Linked DNA regions of Mus musculus: all the other regions are linked to region 2. A link is a loop called in an ENCODE intact Hi-C map of the cell type or tissue named here. Cell type or tissue: gastrocnemius. All regions are shown on one strand.

The links. Hi-C counts contacts between places; a loop is a spot of excess contacts. Peaks named below come from ENCODE experiments on the same cell type or tissue, not always from the same donor. Only the 100,000 strongest peaks of a DNase experiment are listed, where the experiment ranks them.
Region 1: it touches region 2 in a loop (6-fold over the local background); 40 of 42 quality-filtered maps call a loop at or near these places.
Region 3: it touches region 2 in a loop (10-fold over the local background); 22 of 42 quality-filtered maps call a loop at or near these places.

The regions. Positions count from the first base shown.
Region 1 is chr11:22,953,626-22,961,625 of GRCm38, reverse strand. It overlaps Commd1 (COMM domain containing 1), which reads left to right. Exons shown (of 3, transcript NM_144514.2): 2 at 4,934-5,215. Among named protein-coding and RNA genes, the nearest start is that of Zrsr1, 14 kb to the left of the region's middle. In gastrocnemius, CTCF peaks have their summits at 3,437 (motif pointing right) and 4,549; a DNase peak (open chromatin) is centred at 4,598; H3K27ac peaks cover 408 bases.
Region 2 is chr11:22,627,181-22,635,180 of GRCm38, reverse strand. No RefSeq gene overlaps it. Among named protein-coding and RNA genes, the nearest start is that of Gm12052, 19 kb to the right of the region's middle. In gastrocnemius, a CTCF peak has its summit at 3,460 (motif pointing left); DNase peaks (open chromatin) are centred at 3,290, 3,440 and 5,345; H3K4me3 peaks cover 1,513 bases; H3K27ac peaks cover 4,324 bases.
Region 3 is chr11:23,268,790-23,276,789 of GRCm38, reverse strand. Xpo1 (exportin 1) reads right to left here. Exons shown (of 26, transcript NM_001035226.1): 5 at 5,585-5,657; 6 at 302-363. Among named protein-coding and RNA genes, the nearest start is that of Xpo1, 17 kb to the right of the region's middle. In gastrocnemius, a CTCF peak has its summit at 4,555 (motif pointing right); a DNase peak (open chromatin) is centred at 4,587.

The sequences.
Region 1 (8,000 bases), 330 kb before region 2:
TCTGTTTTGTATTGGCTCTAGTGATCAAATTCAGGTCACCTGGCTTGTCTCACTGGACTATCTTGCCTGCTCTGGCTGAGTGTGGAAAACTTCTATGTCTTGGACACTGGTCCTATGTTGTGTCCCTCAGCCCAGTCATCCTTTCTTCCAAGGTTTGTATATGTGCTGCTGAAGCAAGCTTGCCCCTTCCTCAGAGAAAAAGCTAGTTTTTTTTAATGGGAGTTTTTTTTTTTTTTTAATTAGGTATTTTCTTCATTTACATTTCCAATGCTATCCCAAAAGTCCCCCATACCCTCCCCCCAGAAAAAGCTAATTTTGATGAGTGTGAGTATGTTAGTTTTTCTTTTTGAATTGTGCCTTGTTGTCAAGAGACACTTTGCGTAGTCTTAGATCCCAAAGATTTTCTTATTTATGTTTACATGTCTAAGAGTCACAGTTATACATTTGTTTACGAGTTTGTGTTTCATTTTAAATTTAATAAAAGCTGGGGGTTTACAGTTTGAGAGGCTTTTTTTTTTTTTTTTTTTTTTTTTTTTTTTAAATACAGGCACACCTTGCTCTGGTGCCTTGTCATTCAGACAGGCTGCCTGTTACAGTTTGAATCCTATGTCAGAGAATGGTGTCAGATGTGTTACTCTCGCAGAGTAGAATCAATGGGTTAAAGAGACTTGCAAGCAGGTCTCTTCCTTGTTCTGAGGCAAGTACAGTGACAGGGGCAATTACCTTACTAGGGAAGAAGACACTGGGAAAAACATGTTTGACTGGGTAGAAGAGGCTAATGAGGCGAGTGGTGGGTGAAGGGCATTTCTGGCAGCCCCAGTATCACAGAGGCACAGAAAGGAACTGCCTTTGGGAATGTAGCAGTGGGACTTGTGAGCAGGTTAGTGCTGCTTGCTCTCAGTGTGGGAAGCAGGAGCATTGTGCTCACCTAGGTACTGAAGATATGCCTGGTTTAACGTTGAGCTTCTGCTTGATGCTCAGAAATTAGAAAAACGTTTACTATAAAAAGTAAACGGGGGTCTGGAGAGAGGAGTAGTTCTGAATACTATATACATAGTAGTTCTGAGCCTGTGTTTGTATTCACTTAAAGTTTTATTATTATTTCTCTTATGTATGTGTGTGTTTTGCCTGCATGTAGTGTCTGTGCACCATTTGCATGCCTGGTGCCCAGGGAGGCCAGTGGAGGGCGTTGGATCCCTGAGACTGAAGTCACAGTGAACTGCCATATCGGTGGCTGGGAATTGAACCCTGGGTCCTCTGCTAGGGCAGCCAGGGCTCTTTACAGCTGAGCCATCTGTCAAGCCCCTGTTTACTTTTTATAATAAACATTTTTCCTACGACTGATTTTATATCCTTATAATAAGTTCTTATGTAAGTATATGGAGCTGGGGAACTGACTCAGTTGTAAAGTGCCTGATACTCGCACATGAGGAGCTGAATTTGGTTTCCCGGCATCCATGTAAAAAGCCAGGCACAGCAGCATGCATGTGTAACTCACTCCAGTGTGGAAGTGGTAATGGTGACACACAGACCTAGTCAGTAATCTCCAGGATTACTGAGATATTATGGCTCAAAAGGAAGATGGAAAATGATTAAAGAAGACACTAACACTGACCTCTGGCCTCCACATTTATGTACAGACATGCATGATCGCTCCCCCCCTCCACCACATATGCACACCCATAGCACACATTTGCACACACATGCACACACACACCATGCATATGCACACACATACACACACCACACATGTACACACACATGTACACACACATGCACACAAAGCACACACAGCACACATATGTACATACACAGCCCACACATGTACACAATTACCACACATATGCACACACAAAATATAGTTTGTATTTTTTAAAACATCAGCATGACATAAATAAATGAAAAGCTACAGTAACCTGAGATTTTGTAAGCTGTAACCATTCAAGCAGTCAGTATGTGTTCCTGTCGTACATATATGTGGAATCGCTGTGAACAAATAGCAGCAAATGCACTTACTGTACAGCTGAGCTGCTTTGGCAGCTCATACACTTTACACTCAGCAATGCTTCTTCCAAATGCTCAGCATCCTGTTTATAAAGCTATTTTAGTCACATTTCTGAAAAACTTAGTGTTTACTAAAACTGTTCTAAGGTACTTTCTCAAGTAAACAAAGTTAATTTCTAGGCTGTGGTTGTTATAAACCAGTTTTCTCGTATAGGGTCAGGTGCATAGGACACTGCAGTCACGTGGACTTGGGTCAGCCTATTCTGTGGTATGTTCTTGAGCAGGGCTTGACCATGTTTCCTGTCCTTGTATAGTTCATAAGCCGAGAATTATTTCTGTTTTCGTTCTTTGCTGTTTGTTTGTTTTTGTTTTTTGTTTTTTCGAGACAGTTTTTCTGTATAGGGTTGTCCTGGAACTCACTCTGTAGACCAGGCTGGCCTTGGACTCAGAAATCTGCCTGCCTCTTGTTTGTTTTTCGAGATAGTGTTTCGTTGTTGTTGTTGTTGTTGTTTTTGTATAGTCCTGACTGCCTAGAACTCACTCTGTAGACCAAGCTGTCTCTTCCTGCCTCGGCCTCCTGAATGCTGGGATAAAAGCATGTACCTCCCAGCTGAGAATGCTTTTTACATTTTTATATGTTTAAAAATGAGAAGAAAACTGCAATGAAGCTGATGTGGGCCTTTCTTGAATTAAAAAACTGGTATTAAATGAGAATGCATGACTTTTTAAATTCAATTCTAAGTTGGTTCCCCGTTTATGTTTGAATTGTGTTAAGAAAAGGATGGATTGACCCCAGATCAAGATACTGATTGAAACTCAACCAAAATAGCTTTTATGTTCTAGACAGAGTTATGTCAGAATAAGACATGCTGTCATGGAACTCCTGGTGAGCTGAGGATGTGGGTGCTGCTACTGCTTTCAGACTGTCGGTACAGGGGCGCATCCCCACACACATCCCAGAGTAAAATCCCAGAGTGGAATGAGGCAGAAATGGTACAGAGTTTCAGTGTCGTAAAAGAAGATGCTAATAGGAATATTTAACTCAATTCTAGTATAACATGCTCAGTAATCATTCCCTCTCCTTGGGGACTTGCCATGGAGCTCTACCTGCCCTAGAACTTATATAAACAGGCCAGATTTATTCTTGGCTATTTTCCTGACTTTATGTCCTGAGTGCTGAGATTATAGTCATGAGCCATCAGGCTAGTCTTAAAAGTAATATTTCTATTTCTATGTAATATGGCAATTAAGCAGTAAATGTGTTCAACTGTAATGTGAAATAATCTATCAGGATGATTGGGTGTTTGCCACACAATTTTAAAAAGAAAATTAAATTTTTATTTATTTTACTTTATCATTATCATTTTTGTTTTCTTTTTTACTTTTTTTTTTTTAATGTATGAATGCTCTCTCTGCATATACACCTGCATGCCAGAAGAGGGCATCAGATCCCTTCACAGATTGTCATGATCCACCATGTAGTTGCTGGGAATTGAACTCAGGACCTCTGGAAGAACAGCAGCAGCCAGTGATCTTCACCACTGAACCATCTCACCAATCCGTCCACACAACTTTTATATTAATAGAGACATCAACAACAGTAGATCTGTAGCTGTCCTTGGCCTGTGCGACTGCAGCTGCCCTCAACCTGGTTTGGTGTACCTACAGCAACATCTGGCCAAGGAAGGAAGCTTCTGGGATTCCCACTTCGCCTCAGCTACTTTTGTCCTCAGATTTAGCTTTGCATCATAATTATCCATGTGTCCAGCATTTGGTGGCTCCTTTTTGCCTATGGATAACAGTGTTACGAGTTTTGGCACACTGGTTTGATTTACACCACCTTCTCAACTTTCCTGCAAATTGTTAAACTAAACTAGTTGGCTTACGTCTAACAATACATATTTCTCACTTGTAACAGCTAAATCTTGAAAAGATGAAAATCACTCTCTAAGGGATATAAATAAAGCTTTAATAGCTAATCCTTGGGTGGTAACATTTTTATATCATTGATGGTAGAAAGAATCAGTTTGACTTTTTAATCAGCAGCAGCAGCAGCAGCGATGCCAGTGTCCATATCTGTGTGCAGTCACTTAGGACAACCAGCCAGAGAAACATGGCTCAACAGTTAGGACTCTTTGGCTCTCTGGTTTTATGGAAACTTAGTGCTTCTGACGACCATGTTGTCTGTGAAATGGAAACTAGAATATGAGACTCAATAGAAGTAATAGATGTCTAGGCTGTGCAGCATGGGCTGGATTGAAGACAGCCACAGACCACAGGCTAGCAGTGTGGGCCCAGTAGGTGCCATTGCAATGAGCAAGTATGTAGTTGCAGAGATGGGAGAGACAGAGAAGGTAAGAAGTTTGTGACTATGAAGAGAGAACTGGAGACAGGCTGGCGGTGAGGAACAGCCTGATGTGAGAGAGGCCTGCATTGCCATCTGAGACCATGGTGATGTCTCATGCCTGTGCTGCTGCTCAGGGTCATGTCTGGACTCACCAAAGACCATGCCTCCGGAGGTGGTGTTGATTTGCTACCACACAGTGGCGCCCTGCCCACATGGGAGAGCTGATCCTGCCCCTGCCCCTTACCTAGGCAGCCTGGGAGAGCTGGCTCTGGAGAGCTGGCCCCACTGATCACTGAAGAGCTGGCTCTGAGCCTTGCCTGGCCAGCCAGAGAGTTAGCTCTGGTGGTGGTGTGTGGGAGAACTAGCAGTCTGATCCATTTAACTACCACCTAGGCCCAGATTCAGGGCCGGTCCTACAGACCCACAGCTTCAGGATCTCCATGACACAGGGCAACAGCAGGCTATCCGAGAGGAGTCCTGGTGAAACTAAGTTCAATCAAAATATGTTCTGTAGCTAGGCAGCTAGCTTTGTCTAGTTATCTACCAAGTTCAAATATATTGCTTTTTCTTTTATCTTTATAGTCTATTGCATCTGCAGACATGGATTTCAACCAGTTAGAGGCATTCCTGACTGCTCAAACCAAAAAGCAAGGTGGCATCACCAGTGAGCAAGCTGCAGTCATCTCCAAGTTTTGGAAGAGCCACAAGATAAAAATCCGAGAGAGTCTCATGAAGCAGAGCCGCTGGGACAACGGCCTTCGGGGCCTGAGCTGGAGAGTCGATGGCAAGTCTCAGTCACGGCACTCAACTCAGATACACAGCCCTGTTGCCATAATAGAGCTGGAATTTGGAAAAAATGGACAGGTGAGTCCAGCTTCAATTTCCCTTTGTAAATTGTGTATTTTCATACACTTATTTTACTTTTATTTAACAGAGTTTGCTGAGGTAACCCTAAAATCACTTTTAGAGGTAGAATCATGTGAACATTTTGATGTTTTCAGTTATATACAGAGTTTAAAAAAGCAGCTACATGTCTTTGCAGTTGTCTCAAAAGGGCAGAGTCGGACAGTTTTGACTGCAGTCTCCCAGGCAATGATAGAGACACAAAGAGCAGGAGCCAAGGTTAGTGGGTGCACACCAAACCTTTCCTATCCTGTTATTTGTGTAGTCAATCCAGTATGGGAGGTGATAAGTCCTAATCTCTTAACCATATCGATGCATTGTTCCTAAAGACCATGTGTGCCATCTCTGGCCTCAAGCTCACAAATCATTTTCAACTGGATCTTGATTATTCACGAGCCAGTGCTGCTCACCTCTGGAGTCGCTAATCACATAACAGGTGGTTTTAGTGTCTATGCAGATTCTCTTAAAGCTATCCAGCTCCTGCTCCAGCTCCTGCTAAATCAGACTTCAGGTGGCCTGGCTTATGGTTTTTTGAGTGGGGAAGAGGGGAAACAAACTGGTAATTAGAGACTATCCAGACCACTGAGTTATCACATTTATTTTTGAAAAATAATCAAATAAGGGCTTTCATTATATCCTGCACTAGAAATGTATTTTCCTTCTCAATGGTAAGCACAGTCCCTTTAGCTGGCTGGTTTCTTCACACATGCTGTTCTTTAGGTTTTTTTTGTTTCTTTTCCAATGTAATTCCATTTGATTTTAATTAAAGGTGCTTTGTTAATTAAGAAAATTAGAATCCCTTTTACTCATTTAGTTTAGAATAGTGTTAATTGTAGCAATGGGCTTGGGCTTATTTAATTGTGAAGTCTAGTCAGTCAATTGTGCTCTCTATAGAAATGTGCCTGTGCTTCCCCCAGGACAAAGGAAACAAAGTGTGCTGAGAAAAAAAGTCAAGAGAGGAGTAGCAGGTGGACTCGGAGCTTTTCTGGTCCGTGCATAGGCCATCTACTTTTTATTCTGGCAATAGTGAGTGCACACATGTGTCTGTCTCTGAGAAGACTGCCCTTAGGACACCATGTCCCTGCACATACCCAACACCTACGCTCAGCTCCTTTTCATGAAGTTGTGTAGCATTTGCATGTGACTTACATATATCCTCCTTTATTTTACATAATTCTAGATTACTTATACTTCCTAAAACAATGTAAACTCTATGTCAATTATTATTATGCTGAATAATGACAAAATAAAGTCAGTACATGGTAGATACAGATATTTTATGTGAGTATTTTTATGTTGTGGTTGGTCAAATCTTGAGATGTGGAGCCTGCCAGGAATCTACTGTATTTCATGTTGTCTTTAAGTACTTAATATGTGCCCGGGATATGAGAACATACAGGGAAATGTTGCTTTGGTAATGTGAACAATTTGGTTGTGCTACAATACATTGTATTTTAGAAAATAACTTTCTCAGGCTGGGCATGATGGCGCATGCCTTTAATCCCAGCACTTGGGAGGCAGAGGCAGGCGAATTTCTGAGTTTGAGGCCAGCCTGGTCTACAAAGTGAGTTCCAGGACAGCCAGGGCTATACAGAGAAACCCTGTTTAAAAAAAAAAAAAAGAAAAGAAAAGAAAAGAACTTTCTCAAGCACAGCGCTTTTCTTGTTTCTGTGTAACCAGTTCCCTATATAGCAACAGATGACCCTTTTGTTCTTGTTGGGGACTGTGTAAAAGAAAGCATTGGCTGGAGGAGCCCTCTGCTTTGTGTTTGGTTGTCACCCTTCCCCACAGTGTGGCACTGGGCACACTTCTCAACAAAAGTCTCCTTGCCTTTCTCAGCAGCATCCATTTGTTTTGTTTTTGCTTTTGGTTTCCAAGACAGGGTTTCTGTGTAGCCCTGGCTGTCCTAAAACTTACTCTGTAGACCTCAGACTGAGAGATCTGCCTGTCTCTGCCTCCTGAGTGCTGGGATTTAAAGGTGTGAGCCACCACCACCTGGCTATTTTGTTGATTTTTATAATGTTTGCTGTTTTCCTCATATTTGCTTGCTTTCTGCTTCAGTATAGTTCCTTGTTCCCTGTGTCTCATGAATGTTATTTTTTCTTCTTCTTCTTTGATGTGTAGCATTCCTTCCAGTAGCTTCTGTACTGCTGGATTAGTGGTAATACATTCCTTTAGCTTGTGTTTATCATGGAAACTTTTTCCCCCTCTCCAATTGTGAAGAATAGTTCTGCTGGACATAGTAATTTCGGTTGGCCATTGGTTTTCAGCAATTGAAATGGACCACTCCTTTCTCCTGGCCTTTAGATTTTTTAGTGAGGAAATCTGCTGTTATTCTGATGGATTTGCCTTTCTATGTGATTTGATATTTTCCCTTATGATTCTCAATACTTTTTTTCATAAATATGATACTGAACTGTAGCACACATGGTATTTTCTGTTTGGCTTGGTTTCTGAATACTTCCTGTGTCTGGGTAGCCATCTCTTCCCCATATTTGGGAAATGTCTCCTGTAATTTTATCAAATATATTTTCTGTACCTCTAAGTTAAATAACTTCTCCCTCTCTTCTGTCTTTGTCATTTCTGCTTCTGTGATGTCAGGAACTGAACCCAGGACATACACACTGGGAAAGCTCTCAGCCACTCAGCCATGCACTGGCCTTCCCTTCTTTTGTCCTTTGTGTTTTTGAGATAGAATTTCAGAAAGCTACCTAGGCTTGCTTTAACCTTCTGTAAGCTCAGATAG
Region 2 (8,000 bases):
TCCCTGCATCTGTGGCAGCTCTGATTCCAGTCAGGCTCCTTTGAACACGGCAACCTCTTTAACCCTTTGGTAGCCAATCTGAAACACTGAGAACTTTGTTACTAAGTGAGGTAAAAATCTGTGATCAGAATGCCAATACTACTAGTTAAGAATGGAATAAAAGCTAGCCATGGTGGTACACAACATGTAGTCCCAGCACTCAGGAGGTAGGGGCAGGTGGATCTCTGTGAGTCCAAGGCCAGCCTGGTCTACAGAGTGAGTTTCAAGCTAGCCCAGGCTACATAGTGAAACCCTGTCTGGAACAAAACCCAAAACCAAACAAAACACAAAGGAAGTGTTGGAAGATGAGAACCTGTCTGGCTCTTGTCATTTACATAAATAAATCTTATTTATTATTTACATAGTAAATCTTGTCTGACATAAATGTCAGAGGTCAGAGGTCAAGGGAAATCAGGAATATTTGGCAAACTGATGATGACAAGGCTTTGGAAATCATTGTCAGTCGATGAGCTCTGACATGGTGGACAGACACAGTCATGCCACTACTAGCTCTGTGAGATCCCAGCCTGAGCACCCCATCCTTCCGTGGTTCCTGGACCAGTGTTTCTCATGCAAGGCATCTCTGCCTCCTCAGCTGTCGCTGTTCACTCTTTTACAATATTTTTTACTTTGATTATATCCCCCATTATCCTCTCTTATCCCCTCCCCTTCACACACCCTCTTTCCACCCCACTTTGGAACCCCTCTTCTACTTGTATATTATATGTATATTTCTGCCCCTACCCCGCCCCCGTCCCCAGAGTCCATTGTGATTCATTAGTTGTTTTAGGTCTCTATGAGCACAACTGGGGAGTTATTTACTTGAGCAAGGGCTGACTGGTGACACTGTAGGATTAATCCCAGCACCAGGGTGACTGGTGGCACTGTAGGATTAATCCCAGCACCAGGGTGATACTGCTGAGGGTCGTGACCCTCTTTCTTTCAGTGACCCCATTAAGTCCCATTAGCTCCGTAGGAAGGGGTGGGGCTTTATCAGTGTCATGGCCATCCAAGCTGGGATGCCAGCATGATGATCTGGTGAAGGAGACAGCCACAGCTGCTCTGACTTCATGGGTATAGCAGGTGCGTCCTGCCCAGAGCACGCCTTTTCACAGTGCACCTCTGGATCTTAGGCCACGTGCGCCCCTGCAGCCCCTCTTTACTACTTTGTAGGCATTTTCTCACCTTTATCATACCCCTCACTCCAGCTCACCCCATCACTAAATAGGAGAGAAGAAGGATAGAGGACACAGAGAGAGAGATTCCAGAATTTAATTTTTTTCCTTTTGTTTCTTCTTTGAGCACGACTATTAACAAACTAAACAACTGACAAGCCCTAGCATTTATCTACCCTCTAAAAAGTCCCCAGAATTCCAAATGTCACACAATCACAAAAAGTATCTGCAGCTGGCAAAACCATGCCTCTGCTAGAGCATGGGGCACATCGCAGTCAGATGCTGCCCCATATCACTAGGGATTAAAACAAAAAAAGAATATTATATTCTATTATATTTTTAATATTATATTTTTAAAAAGAATATTATATTCTTATAATATTTCTGGGATTGTAAAAGAAACCAAAATTGCAGAATTCTCAGTACCTACTCCCTCTTCTGCAATGTCCCTGCAGCCTTAGGAGAGGGGGTTAGTTGAGTCTGTGGTAACCATTGCCCACTGCAGACAAACATCAGAGACACTTCTTTGGTGACAACTAAAAGGCTACTATTAGCATCTAGGGATTAGAAGCCAGAGATGTGGCTTCTTAAAGCATCCAGAAGCACCCGGCACTGCCTAACGACTGGGTAGTACTTGGTCTGAAGTGCCCACAGAGAAGCTGAGCTGGACCTGCTCACAGCATCCTCCTGGCCATTTGCTTCCTGTAAGAGTGTTTGTTAGTCTTGAGTCCTGGGGGCGGGGTGTGGGGTGCACATCCTCACTGAGGAGGACACACAGAACAGTCTGTGCTGCATCCATAAATTCTTGGAAATACCACAAGAATGCTGCAGCACGAACAGCGCTCACTGGCATTGTTTTGCAACAGGCTTGGTGCTGAGCACTTTACATATTTTTATCTTGTCATTTTCATAAGTCAGACTTTGAGCTATTAATTACCCATATTTTATAGACTGGGGAATGGAAGCATGACAGATCTCCTGAAGTCACGGAGCTCTTAAATGGAGGCTGGGCTTCTAGCATGCCCAAACACTGAGACACATTCAAGCAAAATAAGAAAGGTAAGTTCTCAGGAAGAGCTAGCTCCAAGCCTACTCTAGACCCGCCTGTGCTCTTATCTGGGGACATGGGCATTTGAGCCCCTCTCCCCATGGCACCATGGCAGCCGAGTGTCTGAGAGCCAGCAAAGAATGTCTTGACATTTTTCAAGGTGGAAAAGAGTAGAGAGAAGAGAGAAGGGTGTTCATGTCAGTACAAAGACAGCTGGGGTAGAGACAGGCAGCAGAATGAGGACTTTATATTATTTATTATGGCAAAGAATGGCAGGCTTGTGTCTAAGCCATAAATACCCTCCTTTGATCTGTGCACATCAGAGCTAAGTGAGTCACTCTTGGGCCTCAGGAATTGATGACTGTCCTAATCATCACCCTGAATGACCTTCTAGTCAAGCACTGCTCATGCTCCCTGCAGTGACTGTGTCTGGGTTAGACTGGGCCTTGGAAGAGGGGAGGTGAGCCTGAAGTGGGGGAGCACCCACAATTCCTGTGGGTGTGACTTATTTTCCTTTCCCAATCTCTGTTTGGAGATGGTTACTGGTTTCCATTCCTGAGACCAGCAAATGGCTAGAACCAGACCACAGCCTTCAAACCCAGGAAGTCAGAGCTCTGCTGTGATCCAGGAAATGGAAGCCCCCCAATTGTTCGGTTTGAGCAGGGTTATCAGGTTAGCAAAATCTTTAATGTTCCTTTTGTCCTCTTGTTTTAGTAACCCTGCTTCACCCCTGGAAACTTGTTCCCCAATTACAAAATACCATCAGTGCCGCCCACAGCCTCAAAGGCATCACATGATTCTTTTCATAAGGCCAGTAGACAAAGGCCAGAGAACCTCTCTGTTGATGGTTTCTCAGAGTCAGACCGAAGGATAGGTAGGGGCTGCTGAGATGGTGCTATTAGGAACTCAGAGTGGATGTCAGGGGCTGTGGTGGGGTGGTGGGGAGGAGAGGGAGTGCATTCCTAAAGGTCCCTGCACTGCCTTTCAGCCTGGGAACAGCAGGACTCTGGGCTTTGGGCCAGAGAGAAGATGGAGCTAAGGGATCCAGACAGGTGTCGAGCAATGTATTCTGCTCGGTGTCTTTTCTTCCAGAGCTTCAGAAAAGACTTACTTTTACAGTATTAGGAGGAAGGAAGAGAGAAAAAGGAGGAGGGGAAGGAGGGTGGAGAATTTTCTGATACCAGCCGGCTTTCCAGAGAAAATACACTGAGCAATGGTGCCATCCTGTGGCTATATGCAGGAATTGCAAACCCCCCCCCCCCCCAATTTTAACTGAAAGTTCAAGAAAACAAGCAAGTAGTTCCTGCTTTTACACTAGGCGATTATAAGTTCATTCTTGGTATATTCATTCACATAACTATCTAAGGGAAATAACTAGTGTTTGGTACGTGAGTCAATACTAAATGTAAGATTCCTTCACACATTCAGTAAATATTTACTAGTCTTTATGATGTGAATGCATTTTTCTAAAACCCTTGGACCCAACTGTAAGTAAAAATATACATTCTTGCACTTGACATCTTAGCTGGAGGGGAAAATATTCTTACCAGAGTTTTTTGGGTCACAGCCTGGCAGTCCAGCAACCTAGGCGTGGTCATCTCCCTCCCCTCTCAATAGGCCAATCAGAGAGGTGAATAACATCCATCGAGAAGAGAAAGATGTATTCAGTGTGGTCGCACCAGCAAGAGGAACAAACAGCTCCCATAGCTCCCAAGCACACTGTGGGGTCCTGACATGAAGTTCAGGATTAATAAGAGGACACGCGGTACACACTGCTGAGCAGTCCTGGGCAATGAGTGGCCCTGCCTTTCACACCTCCAATCTGTCCTCCAGGTGGGCTTGTGCAGTTGTTAGAGCTGTGTGAAACAGCATTCTGGGACCCATGTTCCTCTCTGCCTCCATCCTTTCTTTCTCCTAGCATGAATATCTTGGGGGATTCTAATCTCATGGCGACCATTATTTCACTAGAGAGATATACAGGACCTTGTGTGTGTGTGTGTGTGTGTGTGTGTGTGTGTGTGTGTGTGTGTGTGTTCAGAATTGTCTAGAATAGCTTCACCTGTCAGGGGCTGGAGATGTAACTCAGCTTGCAGAGTGCTTGTGTGGCATGCAGAAGAAGCCGGGTTCAATCCTGAACACTGAAGAAACTATGAACTGGGTGTCGGTTGTGACGTGCCCATAATCCCAGCACGTTGGAGGTGGAGGCAAAAATCATCAGGGAAGTTAAAGGTCTTCTTCAACTAGAGAGTTTGAGGTGGGCTTCGTATGCATGGGACCGTGTCCCAAAATAAGCAAACAAATAAATAAAATAGAATATTTTTGTTCCTGCTAAGATAGTTACAATATAGACGATATAAACTGTAATGGGAACGACAACATGTTTAACATTAGGAAATGAGGCGGGGACATCAGCCTTTCAGACAGGGTAGATTTTCCTGAGAAGGTGGCATTTGTGCAGAGGCCTGAGAAAACAGAGAGAAGGCCAAGGGGACATTTGAGGGAGGGCTGCCCAGCTCTCCGCAGTAACTCCAAGGGTGAGTTATCAACTAATAGGAGTCAGCTGACCAGGTGGACTGGGGCTAGGCTGACAACCTTTCTGTCACTAGTCCCCAAAGCTCCCCCTCCCCCCTCCCCACCAATACTCCCCTAGCAGAGCATGTGGGAAGTCATTCTGGATTCTCAGGACCTTTGGCAGACCACAGTCTGACACTGACTCTGGACACCGGAAACCCAACGCACTTCACTGAGCGTTCTCTCTGCCCCAGTTGTTGGCTTCCTTCCTTCTGTGCTGGGTGATGATTCTACAAGCCTGCCTTAGCTTACATTGAAGGCCCCAGACCATCATCTGAATGTCTCCCTGAGCCAGCCAAGTTTTTAAAAAAATATCTTGAAGCAATTATTTCAAAATATAATCCTACGTAGAAAAATCTAGCTAGCGGCCAGTTCCTGTCCCTGGCAGATTATTTAGCGCTTCTCCTTGCTGTCAACAGACATACTTTCCAGGCTTGCTCCCCGGGCATCACCCACAGCACAGAACGGGGGCGGGCTGCAGGCAGACCCGCGCCATTTTCCCGAGGACTCTGCTTCTGCCGTCAGGAAGTGCGTTGTTTACAGCTGGAATTGTTCCGAGCCAGATCGCTATCTCCACTGTTCCACACAGGAATCCAGGAGTGTGAGCTAAGCATTTGCTGAGTGGCCTCTGGGTAGATGAGGGGACTGGTCTCAACAGGTTACTTGACTCAGGTCAGAAAAACTTGCAACAAGAAATCTGAGAGCTGCGGCTGCATCCATCACGCCCATTTCAGTCTTGAGCAGCTGAGCCTGGGCAGCTTTTTCCAGACAGCTTTGGAAAGCCAAACTCAAATGACCGCTGCCGAACTAATAGTAATAATAATGAAAAGAAAGGAAGGAAGGAAGGGAGGGAGGGAGGGAGGGAGGGAGGAAGGAAGGAAGGAAGGAAGGAAGGAAGGAAGGAAGGAAGGAAGGAAGGAAGGAAGGAAGGAAGCAAGCAAGGAAGGAAGCAAGGAAGAGAGAAAGAAAGGCAAATCCAGAAAATCCCATGTGGGCGTTGGGTCCCAGCTTCTCTGTGGAGCTAAATCTTTTCCAAGGCTGCAGCAGCTACTTTATTTGGGCATGTTCCTGACAGGAGAAGCTGGGATGTTTCATCCAAAAGGAAGTCAGTCGTCTGAAGGGAAGGACAACTTGTTCCTTGTAACCTTCAGTGTAGGACAACTTCAGCTGAAGGCAGCTGTGTGCTCCTGCTCTTGGCTTTTGCCGAAGAACTGACTCTTGCCCAGAGGGACTTGTTCTGACGGATGCTATCACATGCCTTGTGTCACTGCCTGAGTCTGGGGAGAGGCAATATGGAGCATTCTTCTAGCCAGGCCTGTGCCTGGGCCTGTGTGTGAGCAAAGAAGGCTGGCTAGCCATCCACCGCCTTGATGTGAATCCAGCCGATCAGCTGCCATACCACTCTTACCCACAGTCCAATCATTGGCAGCCAAGGAGTGGAATTATTGATGTGTCCTTTCCTTGCTGCCAACCTCCAGCAAGGGTCCCCATGGCCTCTGCCTTTGTAGGTTTTCACGTTCTGGAAGGTGAGCCTTGGGAGAATAGTATGGCCTAAGACAGGCAGAGTTGGATTAGTGAAGGATTCTTGGATGCAGCCGTGGGACTGTAAACAGCTGCAGCATTTCACAGATCCCAGTGTTTTGGATGAAACCCACCCCAGGCATTGCTACAAATCACTTAGGGTTGAGGAAAAACCCCTTTCATTCCTAAAAGCCCTGCTAAGGGATAGAAATAATACTGTCACCAAGCCTCCGAAGACTTTTTAAGGAACATACGTATACACACATACACACACTCGAATTAAAAAAAAGAAGAAAGAAGAAATTGTGTATGTGTGTGTGTGAGTGAGTGAGTGTGTGTGTGAGTGTGTTGTGTGTGTGTGAGTATGTGTGTGTGAGTGTGTATGTGTGTGTGTGAGTGTGTTGTGTGTGTGTCCCTACTGAGGTCAGAGGACAATATTTAAGAGATGCTTTTCTTTTTCATCAAATGAGTCTGGGAGAATCAAACTCAGGGTATCACAATTCATAGCAAGCGCCTATACCCCTGAGTCATCTCAGTGTCCCAGAGTTCTGCATTTTAGAAGCTGTGGCCTTCTCCACCCACAATTCTGATGCAGGGCTTGCTTGGTTATTCTTGATAGACATTGACCTCAGCTCCATCCAGAAGTCAGGGGTGCTGTACTGCCATCAATCTCCAGGCACTTGTCTTGGTTGACAATATATGAAGCCTGTTCCTTTGCTCTCAACACTACACCACATCATTATGGCTGAGGTGGTGACAAGCACTGTCCCCTAGTCAGCAAGCTCAGGCAGCCCAGGCCTTGGGCTCTCCTAAGGGTGGGGTCAGTCATTTAGCAACCCTTTTGCTGAGGACAAAAGAGGAGCTCACATTCTTGAAGTTTTACCGCAACCTCCAGGGTACCAGTGAGCCCCTACTTAACAGCCTAGAGGTTTGTTATTTTAAATGTCCTTGACTATGGTCTGATGGGCATCTTTCACCCAGTACCTCACCTTGTATTAGAAGCTATGGGAACTTGTCCCAGGCTCCGGTCCTTTCCCTGACTGGCTTCTGGGACAACCCAACCAAACTTTCATTTAGAGATTTCTAGACTGCCATGGGTGGGGTTCGGTTTTACAAGCCTCTGGCTTTGTGCACAGCAGTTTGGGAGAAGGAGCTGGTGACCACTGCAGACTGATGGAGAGAATCAGCCACCATCTTGTAACCAGAGGCCATCTGACTAGGTGGTAGAACAGAGTGAGCTGCTGAGTGGCCATCTTGGAGCAGCTTCTGTGTAGAGCCTTCAAGAAATATGAATTCCAGTGAAGCACAGCTTAGACCCATTTATATTCCCGGAAGAGACGGAGATCCTGGGGGTAAGCTGGCTAGCTAGGCTGGCCAAATCAGCAAGCTCCGAGTCAAGCGAGAGACCTGCCTCAGTGGATAAGGTGAACATTGACATTAATCATTGACCTCCACATGAGCCTGCATAAACACACAGACCACCTGTTGCAGGAAATATTTTAAAAAAGAGAGCCGGCATAGTCCACTTGTGCCGGCACCAACGGGCCACAGAGGGCATGCTAGCCGGATGATCTCAACTTGACTGTCTCTCTGCCTGCCAACTCTCCGAAGGGGCTGGATCCCCCAGGTCCTCTTGCTGCCACACA
Region 3 (8,000 bases), 640 kb before region 2:
AAAAATTGCCCTGTAACCTCAAATAGCACTCAAGTGTTTACAAACACGCACACAGAATATTATTAAAATAAATAAATTTAATTTTATAAAACCATTAAATCTCTGGGGCATCTGAGATGGTTTTCAGAGTAAATATGAATTCAATCTTCAGACCCACAAGCTTAGTAGGAGAGAAGGGGAGAAATGACTCAAGTTGTCTTCTGATCTCCACACCCATGGTACACACACTCACCTGCACGTGTACACAAAACAAACACTGAAATGAAATAAAATAAAACTTAAAATCTAACATTTTCCTTACCTCTACACAAGTTGGGTCAGAGGATGTCTTGATAATGAGACCAACAACATATTTTTTTATTCCTATAAAAATATAATGCATAAAAAATTAACAAAAAAATTAAATTAGGCAAGGAATTTTATGAATCTAATTCCAGCACTAAGGAGTTAGAACACCCTGGAATTAGAATGTGACTCTTAATTCAAGAAAGACACACTTTGCAGGGCGTGGTGGTACACACCTTTAATTCCAGCACTTGGGAGGCAGAGGCAGAGGCAGGTGGATTTCTACAAAGTGAGTCCCAGGACAGCCAGGACTACACAGAGAAACCCTGTCTCGAAAAACCAAAAAAAAAAAACAAAAAAAACAAAAAAACAACCAAAACAAACAAAACAACCCAAGAAAGAGACATACTTTTACTCTATGCTACAAACATTCAGGACCTGGTAGAGAGCAGAGACAGTTTCAAACTCCAATTCCTTCACCAGTGCTGGCAACTGCAAAGAATGCCAATTAGGACTTTGGATATAGTTCAATATTCAATAGTAAAGCAGTTGCCTAACACACAAAACTCCCTAGGTTTGAGTAAACACTTCAAAAAAATGTTAACGATGTTCTCTTCCATGCTTTTGACTTTAAGCTTAGAGCAATCAAGACCTATGTAGCCATGAAGTAGCCATCCATCTCCCTCTGTCACATCAATTTTATAGTCAACGTATACCAAGTGCCAGGCATTCTTTGATGAAACAGATATATCTGCCTGGTCCTAAAGCTAAAGCATGACAATTGCCTGAAGCTATGGCCAGCCTGGCTAAATACTGAAGCCACCAGGCACACTTCAACTCTTGGTCCTGACTCCAAAGTTCTAGGAGTATAGGACCATGAAAGCCTGCCTAAATTACCTATTTTTAATCTTCTGAATTTTATCTTTTTTCTTTCTTTAAAAAAAAAAAAAAAAAAAGAGGCTGTCCTTGAACTGACCTCTGCCTGTTTCTGCCTCCTGAGTGCTGAGAGTAAAGATGTACCCACCACTGTACAGCTACCTTTTAAACTTTGCCACTCATTTGTCTGGTTTGTCACCTGTGTGTGAAAGCCCACTGATCAAAAGATGAACAGGTAATGGTGTCAAAAGCTATCTAACTTGGGTGCTTCAAACTGAACCCAGGACTCTGTAGGCATGAAAGAGCAGCAAGGGCTCGTCATAATTGCTAAGACATCTCCAATTCAGAATTTTTTTCTTTGCAACTGTCCTCTATTTTTTACAAAGAAAATCCATACATCTGTAGGTACATTTTCTTCAAAGGATCACTTACTGCTTTAGCTTTTACTGATAGTTTCTGTTTCTTTCTTTTTTTTTTTTAAATTAAGTAATCATTTGCCCTCTGCCTAATAATAGAACAACAGTATTTCTTATTTCCTGTAGCTGGACTGGCCTAAATAAAACTCCTATATATCTAAGGATGATCCTGAAGGCCTCACCCTCCAAAGCTATTTTTAAGAAAGTAACTAGCCTGAAACACTGTATACTACACAGGTCTTGAATTTAGAGTTGATCTTCCCATATCTGTTTTCCCAATACTCAGGCTTACTTCTTTTCATCTTTTTCATCTTCCTCTCATCTTTGAAACAGGGTCTTAATTTAGACTGATCATTAGCCCTGTGTTAGTATTGACTTGAACTTTTATTTTTACTTTTTAAATGTAAAGCTGGATCTCAATGTATAGTCCTGGCTGGCAGCTGGAGTGAGAGCTCAGGAGGCAGAGGCAAGCTTATGTCTGTGAGTTTGAGGCCAGCCACAACTATGCAGTGAAACTATCTTGAAAAAAACAAAACCAAGACTGGAGATGGCTCAGTGGTTAAGCGCACCAGCTTCTATACCAGAGGTCCTAAGTAAAATTCCCAGCAACCACATGGTGGCTCACAACCATCTATAATGGGATCCGATCTTCTGGTGAGTCTGAAGAGAGCAATTGTGTACTCATATACATAAAATAGATAAATAAATCTTAAAAAAAGAAAACAGGGGAAAAAAAAACCAAGACAAATAAAAATAAATAATAGAAAGCATTGGAAATACAACACAGGTGTAGTTTCTGTCCATTTTGGGGATAGATGTTATTGCCTAGGCCTTCACTTGTATGCACACATCTAACATCTATGTGGTGCACACACCCCAGAATCTCCGCTGTTAAGAGTCAGGTGCTCGGGCTGGTGAGATGGCTCAGCCGGTAAGAGCACCTGACTACTCTACTGAAGGTCCTGAGTTTAAATCCCATAAACCACATGGTGGCTCACAACCATCCGTAAAGAGATCTGACTCCCTCTTCTGGAGTTTCTGAAGACAGCTACAGTGTACTTACATATAATAAATAAATAAATCTGTGAAGAAAAAAAAAAAAAAAAAAAGAGTTGCGCGCTCAGGTTAGGCACAGGTTTTGGAAACAGGATCTTACTAAGTAACCAACTCTGACCTGGCAATGGCCTCATACTCCAGAGATTGACCTATTCTGAGTCCGATGGTTTTTGGGAACTGCCACCACCGCCCAGCTGAAATATTTCTTTTTAAAACTTAAAACTTCCTAAGAGACAGTTGCAGCACTGGGGAGGCAGATTGACCCCTGAAATTGAGGCCAGGCTGGTCTACTGCACAAGTTCCAGGAAAACAAATGTGTATGGGACACAAGACAAACTTAAACTTCAGCCAAGTGTGATGACTTACACCTGCCAGCCAGGGTTACACAAAGTGAGTTCTTCATCTCTTTGGGCTATAGTTTCTCAATCAACAACAAATAAAACCCTACACTAAAAACTATAAAACATATAGATGTTAATTTCTGGCTTACGGCTAAATGGCCATTACAGCATTTCAGAACAAAATGGTAACATTGCAACAAAGTTCTTTTTACCCCTATTGCACATTACTTCTTTCTCATTAAGATGGCTTTTTACAGTTAGGAGAGATGGGAGCAGCAGTGCTTGTTGATCTTGCAGAGGACTCAAGTTTGGTTCCTAGCACAGATTCACAAGGTCTAACTTAAGAGCCGGGGGAATCCTGTGCCCTTTCAAGGACACACACATATAACATATAAATATAAGCATATCTTTACAGTAAAATTGCCATTTCAGAACCAATCCCACTTATACAGCCCTCAATGTGCTGGGACTACCTATGTGTACACTGAACTAATGAATGTGGTTATAATGGTTTGAGACTTTCTGGCAGAAATCAAGTAAGGTGTACATAGACGTGCAAAGATGACTTCCTGCAGGTCAGTGAAAGGTGTAGCACACAGAAATAACTAGTACAAGAGTCTGTCCCTTGAATATGTCTTAGTCTGGCCTAGTGGTACACACCTTTATCTAGCCCCAGCACTTGAGAGGCAGGGACAGGTGGGTATCTGAATTTTAGGCCACCTGGTCTACACAGTAAGGTGTAGGACAGCTAGGATGGCACCAGGAAACACTGTCTATAAAAGAAAAAGATAGCAAACAAACAAAAACAGATGCACCTGTACAGGAAGGGTGGAGATACTAGTCCTGGGGAAACACTGGATCCCAGACCATATCAGAAGTCTGAAGAGAGAAGCTGCTCAGGACTTCAATACAGATCTGAGCTTCCAGAGTGTTAGGTCTGTGAGACCTGGTACTTGCTATATAACAAAGATGGCAATTTTCTCCCTTGGCCTCCACACTGCCTAGGATTCCAGGTATGCAGAATTACAATCAAATAGGTTAGCTTCTTTGAAGTTACTAACTTTATTATGAATGCCAGGTTAAAACCAGTAGAATATCTGGTATCCCATGGGTTTTAAAGGTTATTCCAAAGCAAGGTTCAGCCCAGATTTAATCCCCACCCTTTTCTTTTGTTGACCAAGCTGGCCAAATGTACAACGAGCTGTTATATGTGCATGTTTTATGTAGACCAGGCTAAGGTGGTAGAATGCTTGTATACTATGTTTGAAGTCTTGGGTTTGATCAGTACTCTCAAAGCGGTGGAGGCTCAGATCTGTCCTCCTAGTCCTCAGGTGGAGGTGCTGAAGTCACCCTTACCTATAAAACAACCTGACTATAATAGGATACCATCCCAATAAAAAATAAACAAAACTTTCATTAAACAGGAACAGGGCTGGAAAGATGATGCAAAGGCACTTCCTGCTCTTCCAGAGAACCTGTGCCCAGTTCCCATCACACACTTTGTCATTACTTATTTGTTCCCTTTGTTTAAAAAAAAAAAAAGATTTATTACGTATAAAATGTTATACCTGCAAACCACAAGAGGGCACCAGATCTCTTTGTAGATGGTTATGAGCCACCAGGTACTGGCAGGGAATTCAATGCTCTTAAATCTCTCCAGCCACCTTTAGGTTTTTTTTTTTTTTTTGGGGTTTTTTGTTTGCTGTTTGTTTGTTTGTTTGTTTGTTTGTTTGTTTTTGAGACACAGTTTCTCCTTGTGGCCCTGGATGTACTGAAACTCACTCTGTAGAACAGGCTAGTTTCTAACTCAGATCTGTCTGCCTCTGTCTCTGAAGTGCTGGGATTAAAAGCCTGTGCTACCACCCCAGCTTAATTAATGTCATTACCAGTAACTCCAGCACCAAAAGATCTGTCACCTCCTTCTGTCCCTCACAGATGAAGGGACACAGATGGAGAAGGATGGACAAACTGACTCTGCCTACCCTCCCTCAAAAGGAATATGAGAGAGAGAGAGAGAGAGAGAGAGAGAGAGAACGAGAGCCAGCCTGGCAGTGGTGGCACGCGCCTTTAATCCCAGCAATTGGGAGGCAGAGGCAGTTCTGAGTTCAAGGCCAGCCTGGTCTACAGAGTGAGTTCCAGGACAGCCAGGGATACATAGAAAAACCCTGTCTCAGGGAAAAGAAAAAAAAAAGTATACCTCTATTCACTAAGCCACATTAACAGCTTTGCTCTTTATTATGTGCATGTGTTTAAGGAGCAGGGTGTGTGTGTGTGGTGTTTGTGCTGTGTCCTGAATGGTAACAATGTAGGGGTCTGAGAAAAACAGGTGTCTTACCAACTAAGCCATTATACTATACTGACCCTCTTTTTAAAAATTGAGTTGGATCTTGTGTAGCCCAGGACTTGCCTTTTCAATCATACTGCCTCCATTCAGAGGTAACTATTTTCTTTTGTACAAGATTTAACTAAAGTGGAGGTTGCCTCTTTCCTCTAAAAGATAGCTTGCAGGACAATACAAATAGATCCTGCCATACAACATTAATCAACTCAGCTGTAGTAAAAGCATCAGGAGCCAAAGCCTTCGCTGTTTGCCCTGAAGGTGCTTCCTACCTTCACACTGGTTCCTTGGAAGGATCTTCCACCTTGTTTTGATCACATTTTCCAAAATCTGTAGTCCATAGTACTGAAAATTGGAGAACAGAACTATGTGAATTTCTTGGCATAGGACTAGGACCTTTCAGGATTCACAAATGGACAGACACTCACACATTTATAGCTAACATTTCAAAAACATTATGCTATCAAATTTAATTACATGTATTAAACAAGGATCTATTCACCCCTAAGCTGAGAGTTCATGCATTTTCCTCATTTACTGTTCACTGCTCTATGTAACGTCCTGCTGTTTATACATGCTCACACCAGGAGGAAGAACCAAATAAAAAGCCCTTTTAGCAGCCAAATGGGCTTATTTGTCTGTAGAGGGAAATAGGAATTCATAGTGTAAGTGACTGCTCATGGGCTCACACATTAACACAACCAGGCTCCTAACAAATTAGAAGCTTGGATGCTATCAAGCTTCCTACCACCCTCTAGGAGTTACAAGTTTTCAGCCAAATATCAAGTACTGTCTGTCAGAGATACATTCTATATAGAGGGTTTAAACATAACTGGTGTGTTACTTAAAGGAGCAGCAAGACAAACCCATGGGTTTATTTTCAATTTTAGCCCCACCCTTATGCAGTTTCTATTTCTACTAATTTAAAGATAAACTTTTGTGCACAGTCAAAATACAAATGCATGTTGCAATCTGTATCTACCTTTCAGGTATTCCTTACAGACATGGAAGCTGTAATTACATTTGTGAAAAAGTTAAATAACAGATACCACTTTCAATCCATTTTATCCCTCCCACTGCTTATGCACTCTAAACAGTCAGCAACATGTAAGAATTTATAATGCTCCGGGATTTACTACCTAAAATTATTACTATGACCAATTAGTGTGGATAGGCAGGAGAAAGAAAAGGAACCAAAATGTAGTTTTGGTATTCCAAAAACCAGCTGTAATACCTGAAAGGTAAACTCTCTCACACACACATAGCCTCAGATTGCAAGTGTTGGCTGAGAATAAGAGTTCATCTTTAAAGTTGTTAGTCATTTACACAATAAAATAGAGCATTAGTATTTCAACCAAAGGGATCATATAAATGCTCATATTAGCCACAGCACAATATAGACTGTCCCAAACTACATTGTGCTTAAATGTTTTTGCTGTTTTCTTTCATTTTAATATTCCATACTTTACAAAAATAATTTTCTTTTGCAATCTCTACTCAAACTATATTTGCGGAACATTCCTTAAAGTCGTCTAAAATAAGAATGAGGCCAAAACAAAATCTGAAATTAAGAAATAATGTCACTGCAGTATTTCATAATCAGCAGTAGTAGTGAAGCTCACTATCCTGGTCAGGAGCTCTGCAGAACTGGTGCTCAGAAGCATATAAAAGATAAAAGTTTCTCTAAGCATACAACTTACTATTCTATAAATTTTTTTCAAGCACAAATCACACTACCTAAAGATTCAAAAGAAAAAAAAAAAGCAGAAACCTAACTGTTACAGAATATGTTCTCTTGCTAATAACCAACTAAAAAGACCCATGGAGCACCAAGAAACAAACACCATAAATACAACAGACTTAAAAAAAAAAAAAAAGCCAACAACAAAAAGCCTCTTATGGTATTTATTTTACTTAATCTTATTATTGCCTCTCAATAATTACTATATTTATTCATTCACTTATTAATAACAATTAATGTAATGTTATATAATATTAATTTACTACCTACAACACTTTCAAAAGTAGAATCTGCTTACTGAACACATGATTTTAATTTGAGGATTGGAGCCCAATAAAAGGATCCTACACATGATCAAAGGTGTTCCCATCACCACACTCTAAGTCCTAACATCCTAACGGCTCTGGATAAGAAATTTGGAAAGAATCCTTGTTCCTTTGGGAAAATAATTTTCTTTTTCATAAATGATAGAACATAACCAAATCTCTCTCTCTCTCTCTCTCTCTCTCTCTCTCTCTCTCACTCACACACACACACACATACACTCTCACACACACACACACACAACCAAACAACAACAAAAAAAAAACCCTACTTCTTTAAATCCCAAAACTTGAATAATCCACTGCTGAGCTATGAAGATGAGGGACAGATAACAGCAAAGACTACATGAAAAACAAATGCATGAAATGATCCCTATGGCAGAAATCTGAGCCCTTAGAAATACGTATTTATGCATTGAGCTCCCCCTTCCCCACCCACCACCCATGAAACAAAAACAATTGATGAACAGAATTCAGTTAAAGGGAATCAAAAGGGTAGACCTTGTGGAGGCCTGCCGTCAAAGCCTAGCTGTGTCAGTTGCACAGGAAGACACCCCTTTTCTTCCTATTACAAGCAATCAACATAATGGAACATTATGATTAATATCAGGTAGTGTTAACATC